Regions from separate parts of the Homo sapiens genome. Here region 2 is linked to region 1. Evidence: read pairs that join two places in POLR2A ChIA-PET (ENCODE). Cell type or tissue: PC-9. All regions are shown on one strand.

The links. ChIA-PET counts read pairs that join two places held together with the same protein. Peaks named below come from ENCODE experiments on the same cell type or tissue, not always from the same donor. Only the 100,000 strongest peaks of a DNase experiment are listed, where the experiment ranks them.
Region 2: POLR2A ChIA-PET joins it to region 1 with 27 read pairs; 3 of 35 experiments call an interaction of 5 or more read pairs at or near these places.

What each region holds. Positions count from the first base shown.
Region 1 is chr1:52,866,221-52,868,720 of GRCh38, forward strand. ZYG11A (zyg-11 family member A, cell cycle regulator) reads left to right here. Exons shown (of 14, transcript NM_001004339.3): 6 at 283-347; 7 at 1,319-1,418; 8 at 1,507-1,557. Among named protein-coding and RNA genes, the nearest start is that of ZYG11A, 25 kb to the left of the region's middle. In PC-9, no CTCF peak of the experiment used is centred here; a DNase peak (open chromatin) is centred at 1,441.
Region 2 is chr1:53,013,405-53,015,904 of GRCh38, forward strand. It overlaps SCP2 (sterol carrier protein 2), which reads left to right. Exons shown (of 16, transcript NM_002979.5): 12 at 1,486-1,639. Among named protein-coding and RNA genes, the nearest start is that of PODN, 48 kb to the right of the region's middle. RefSeq lists an enhancer at 1,407-1,496. In PC-9, no CTCF peak of the experiment used is centred here; a DNase peak (open chromatin) is centred at 1,517; H3K4me3 peaks cover 1,717 bases; H3K27ac peaks cover 1,011 bases.

The DNA of each region.
Region 1 (2,500 bases):
GCCACCGCACCCGGCCAAGGGAGTTGATTTTTTAAAAATACAGTTAGGAAGGTGGTTTTCCTCATTTATTTCTACCTTATTTTTAAAGTTGGAAAATCCTACTCAAGTCTTCATTCCTGCATGGCAGTCATCAGTTACAGCATTAAATGAAAATTTAATGCTGGTACACAAATGAGCTCTCAATAAGAAAAGCTCACTAGTAATACTTCCAAATACATGGAATCTTTGTTTAGAATGGAATGTTACATTTGTTCAAAATTATTTTTCTTTATTCTCTAAAAGTTACAGAAGAATTGTCTTCTCTCCTTAACCAATTCCAGGATTCTTGTGGATGTTCCATTTGACAGGCAAGTATAAGACTTGGTCATTTGACTGGGGTGTTGGCCTTTGGTTATTAAATGCAGAGGCCTGATTAAGGCTGGGATAAGGTGTTTGGAGAGAAGGTTCTGTTGAGCATCTTCCACAGAGAAGTGATTAGAAGTACCCTACTAGAAAATGTTGTCTCCTAAAGTGATTCTAGTATAGGATAGTGGGTAAGAACAGGCTCCGAGAGCCAAACATACTTGGACTCAAGATCTAGCCCTTCCATTATCTTTGCTTATTATAAGTTTCCTCATTTGTAAAATAGTGACTCTTACCAGCATTAGATAAGATAGTGTCTGTAAAGTACTTAATTCCTAGTTTAAGTACAGGCTATTATAAAGAATATTAGTAATTTATTCATTTTGTTATGTAATTATTATTTTATTAGTAATTTACTTTTTAATTATTTAGAAAATCATCATCATCCTAGCCATTCCAGAAGGATTTGAGGCCTTTGCAGTCTCTCAGATTCACAAGTTTTAAAACATTTATAATAGTTGACATAAAAGAGCAGAGAAATGAGGCACAAGCTAACAAGAGCAAAGCCCCTGATTTGTGAATACAAGGTTTAGGCTCAGTCACTTTGTAACTGAGTGATGTTTGCTGCAGCATTTTAGCATTGTCTACTACTCAGATTACAAATTGCTACCACTCTGGAAACTCCCTTTCTTTTTCAGACCTATCATAGTAGAAACTGAATGATAAATACATTTTTTCTTAGATTTGCTCATCTTTATGTAAATTCTGTGTATTTTGCTTACGTTCTTATTTGCATACTCTCCTATCCCCTGCCTGGTCTTCTCTCTGCCAAATGCTCTTGGTTTTCATAGCTGAGGATTTAAAAGTCCAAGACTGTTTTCATTATAGGATTACTTGGGGAATGCCAAATGATTTCTTCTGTGTAGTTTCACAAACTTTATATATAATTGTGAGAAAAATAAATACTGCTTTTCAGGTTTGATGCTGCCAAGTTTGTCATGAGATGGCTCTGTAAGCATGAAAACCCCAAGATGCAAACAATGGCAGTGAGTGTCACCTCTATTCTGGCTCTGCAGGTTTGTGATTTCTTAAAGGCAAGATGTCTATCTCTCTAGTTTTTATACAGGTTCCATAGTTCACTTGAGCCTTTCTGTTTGCTTATAGCTCTCACCTGAGCAAACGGCACAGCTTGAAGAGCTTTTCATGGCAGTTAAGGTAGGTTCCTTGTCATGTTCATAACCTTTTTTTAAAAAAAGTCAAATTTATGATTATAGCTTAAAAAAAAAATCAAATCATTCCAAAAGGCCTATTAAGGTGAGAAATCTGTAAGACTTTCTCCCCAGAAGAAACTTTCTAATTTTGTAGCTATTTCTTTTGGTATGTACCTCCACATTTCTTTTTTTTTTTTTTTTTTTTTTTTTTGAGACAGAGTCTCACTCTGTCGCCCAGGCTGGAGTGCAGTGGCGCGATCTCGGCTCACTGCAACCTCCGCCTCCTGGGTTCACGCGATCCCCTGCCTCAGCCTTCTGAGTAGCTGGGATTATAGGCGGGTGTCACCACACCTGGCTAATTTTTGTATTTTTAGTAGAGACGGGGTTTCACCATGTTGGCCAGGCTGGTCTCGAACTCCTGACCTCGTGATCTGCGTGCCTCGGCATCCCAAAGTGCAGGGATTACAGGCGTGAGCCACCATGCCTGGCCATACCTCCACATTTCTAAATAAAATGCATATACTGTAGTTTCTTGATTGAGCAGTTTTAGGTGTTACTGATTTTGCTGCTACAGTAGATAAGAACTTAGCTCTCCTACGTATCTTTCTACAAATTACTTCCTCCTCTGGTCCCCAACAAATTTATATCATGATTTTAAATAAATCATTAATCAGTATTTATGTTATGATTGTGTTAACATCGTTCACTAAAAAATTTATATCACTGGGCCGGGTGCTGTGGCTCACGCCTGTAATCCCAGTACTTTGGGAGGCTGAGGCGGGTGGATCACGAGGTCAGGAGATTGAGACCATCTTGGACAACGTGGTGAAACCCCGTCTCTACTAAAAATACAAAAATATGAAAATTAGCTGGGTGTGGTGGTGCGTCCTGTAATCCCAGCTACTTGGGAGGCTGAGGCACGAGGATTGTTTGAGCCCAGGAGGTGG
Region 2 (2,500 bases), 150 kb after region 1:
GAAACCCCGTCTCTACTAAAAAAAAAAAAAAAAAAAAAAAAATAGCTGGGAGTGGTGGCGCATGCCTGGAGTCCCAGCTACTTGGGAGGCTGAGGCAGGAGAATCGCTGGAACCTGGGAGGTGGAGGTTGCAGTGAGCCAAGATCGTGCCACTGCACTCTATCCTGGGCAACAGAGCAAGACTCTGTCTCAAACATAATAAATAAAATAAATTTATTTTTAGTAGAGATGAGGTCTTGCTATGTTGTCCACACTGGGAGCTACCTATTTTTAAATAGTGTTTAAGATACATGGTCTGTAAATATATAGACACTGCTTAGAAATGAAAAGCAGCAGTTAAATTTCTTGGGGAAGTTGGGGTTTATACAGGAAATTGTCACAGGTACTCAGGAATTGGAAGTTGTGGCTGGGGATGTGTATGGAAGAATAGGCACTGTAAGTAGTAGACCTGCAGACCAGTCTGCCCTGATAGAACATTCTTTTTTTTTTTTTTTTTTTTTTTTTTTTTTTGAGACGGAGTCTTGCTCTGTCGCCCAGGCTGGAGTGCAGTGGCCCGATCTCAGCTCACTGCAAGCTCTGCCTCCCGGGTTCACGCCATTCTCCTGCCTCAGCCTCCCTAGTAGCTGGGACTAGAGGCGCCTGCCACCACGCCCGGCTAATTTTTTTTTTTTTTTTGTATTTTTAGTAGAGACGGGGTTTCACCGTGTTAGCCAGGATGGTCTTGATCTCCTGACCTCGTGATCTGCCCTCCTCGGCCTCCCAAAGTGCTGGGATTACAGGCGTGAGCCACCGCGCCCGGCCCTGATAGAACATTCTTAACCCAGCTCTCCTTCAATAGCTGGTCCGATAGAAAGGCAAACAAATATACATCTGGAGTCATGGGTTCTAACCTTACCTCTGAAATTAGCCTGCTTTGTAACCATTCACAGATTAACCTTTCTGTTTCTCAGTGTTTACATCAGTAAGTTCCTTTCAGCTCTAAACATCTTTGATTTTATTATTCAGGGGACAGAATGTTATCCTTTTGAATCCAGAACCTTTCTTGTGAATATCTGTGAATAGGTCTGGAAAACAACTCATTGTTGTTGGGAACTACTTGGAGGAAAATAATAGGAAAAATTTCCCATACCAGCTAAACTTTTAGGGAATGTGAACTTCCAAATCCTTGTTTATTTTCTTTTAATACATTAAAAATGGTAAAATTAAATTATTTTTATGCCATTTTCCCTGGACTAGAGAATTGTAGATTCGGTGTTTTCTCTTTCAACATGCCAGAAAACGACAGGTTAAGTTGAAAGAGTGCAGGAAAGAAATTTAGAGAGAAAATAACTAGCTGCAAAACCCTTCGGTGTTTTAAGAGAAGTTACTATTTACACAAACGTGGCCTCGGCTTAATCAAATGCTTTAATTTAAAGTCACAAACATCCCTTTTCTGGCTTGAGAAAGCTGGTGGAAGCAGCTCAGTGCTCTGTGTTCGATTTGTTAGGTCTTGCTCAGTGTGCAGAACTCTGCTGGCAGCTGAGAGGGGAAGCCGGAAAGAGGCAAGTTCCTGGTGCAAAGGTGGCTCTGCAGCATAATTTAGGCATTGGAGGAGCTGTGGTTGTAACACTCTACAAGATGGGTTTTCCGGAAGCCGCCAGGTGAGTGACATTCAGAGTTTTGTGTGTCAGTTAATCCTTCTGACTTTTCACAGTTGATGATGTTTTACATGTAAAAATTTCTTATTTTATTGTCTTAGTATTTAAGGAAAAGTATCTCATTACATTGTTTTAAGAACATGGCTTTAAAAGTGGCCATCAGGTTTTAAATTTAACCAACTTTAGGTGAATTCTGTTGAAAAAGGACCCAGGATAGTCACGAGAGTACTGAACTAGAAGCCTGAGCTAGCTGGGTATGGGTCTCGGCCCTAGCAACCTAAGTTATTTAGGCAGGTCTCCTCATGGCCTTCCAGGCTTCTGAGGTGGTTTAGGGAGTCACTAAATGTGCTGATTGGATCTTTGCAAATTTGTATTTCCGAGTCCAGCTAATAAGCCCTCGTTGATGCTAGAATTCTTTTTGTCTCTTGCTGACTTTCTTCCTCTCCTTCAACTGCCCATGCTCCTCAATTTGCAGGCACTTTCTTTCGCATCCCACTCAGGATCCCTCAACTCCCTTGCTTATCTCTCAAAGAAATGTTCCTCCCCAGAGGAAAAAAGCGCCCCTCCTGTCAAAGGCTCAGCTTTCCTTGTTCCATGCTTTTGTTTCCAGTCACTTTCTGTAACTTGGTTATCTTTCCATTGACTCCTTTCCCTCTGTCAGCATACATGTTCAGGTCTTCCCTTAGATCTCTTTTTCTCCTTGCCTTAATTGTTGTTGTTCATGATGAGCCTTTTATGTTGAGCCACCTTTATTTTTCCAAGCCGGAATACCTCACAGTCTAATTTTTACCTCACCACTGAGGTCAGTGTCAGGTAAGGCCACCAGGATCTAAATGAAATTGAATAACTTTGTCTTTATTTTCC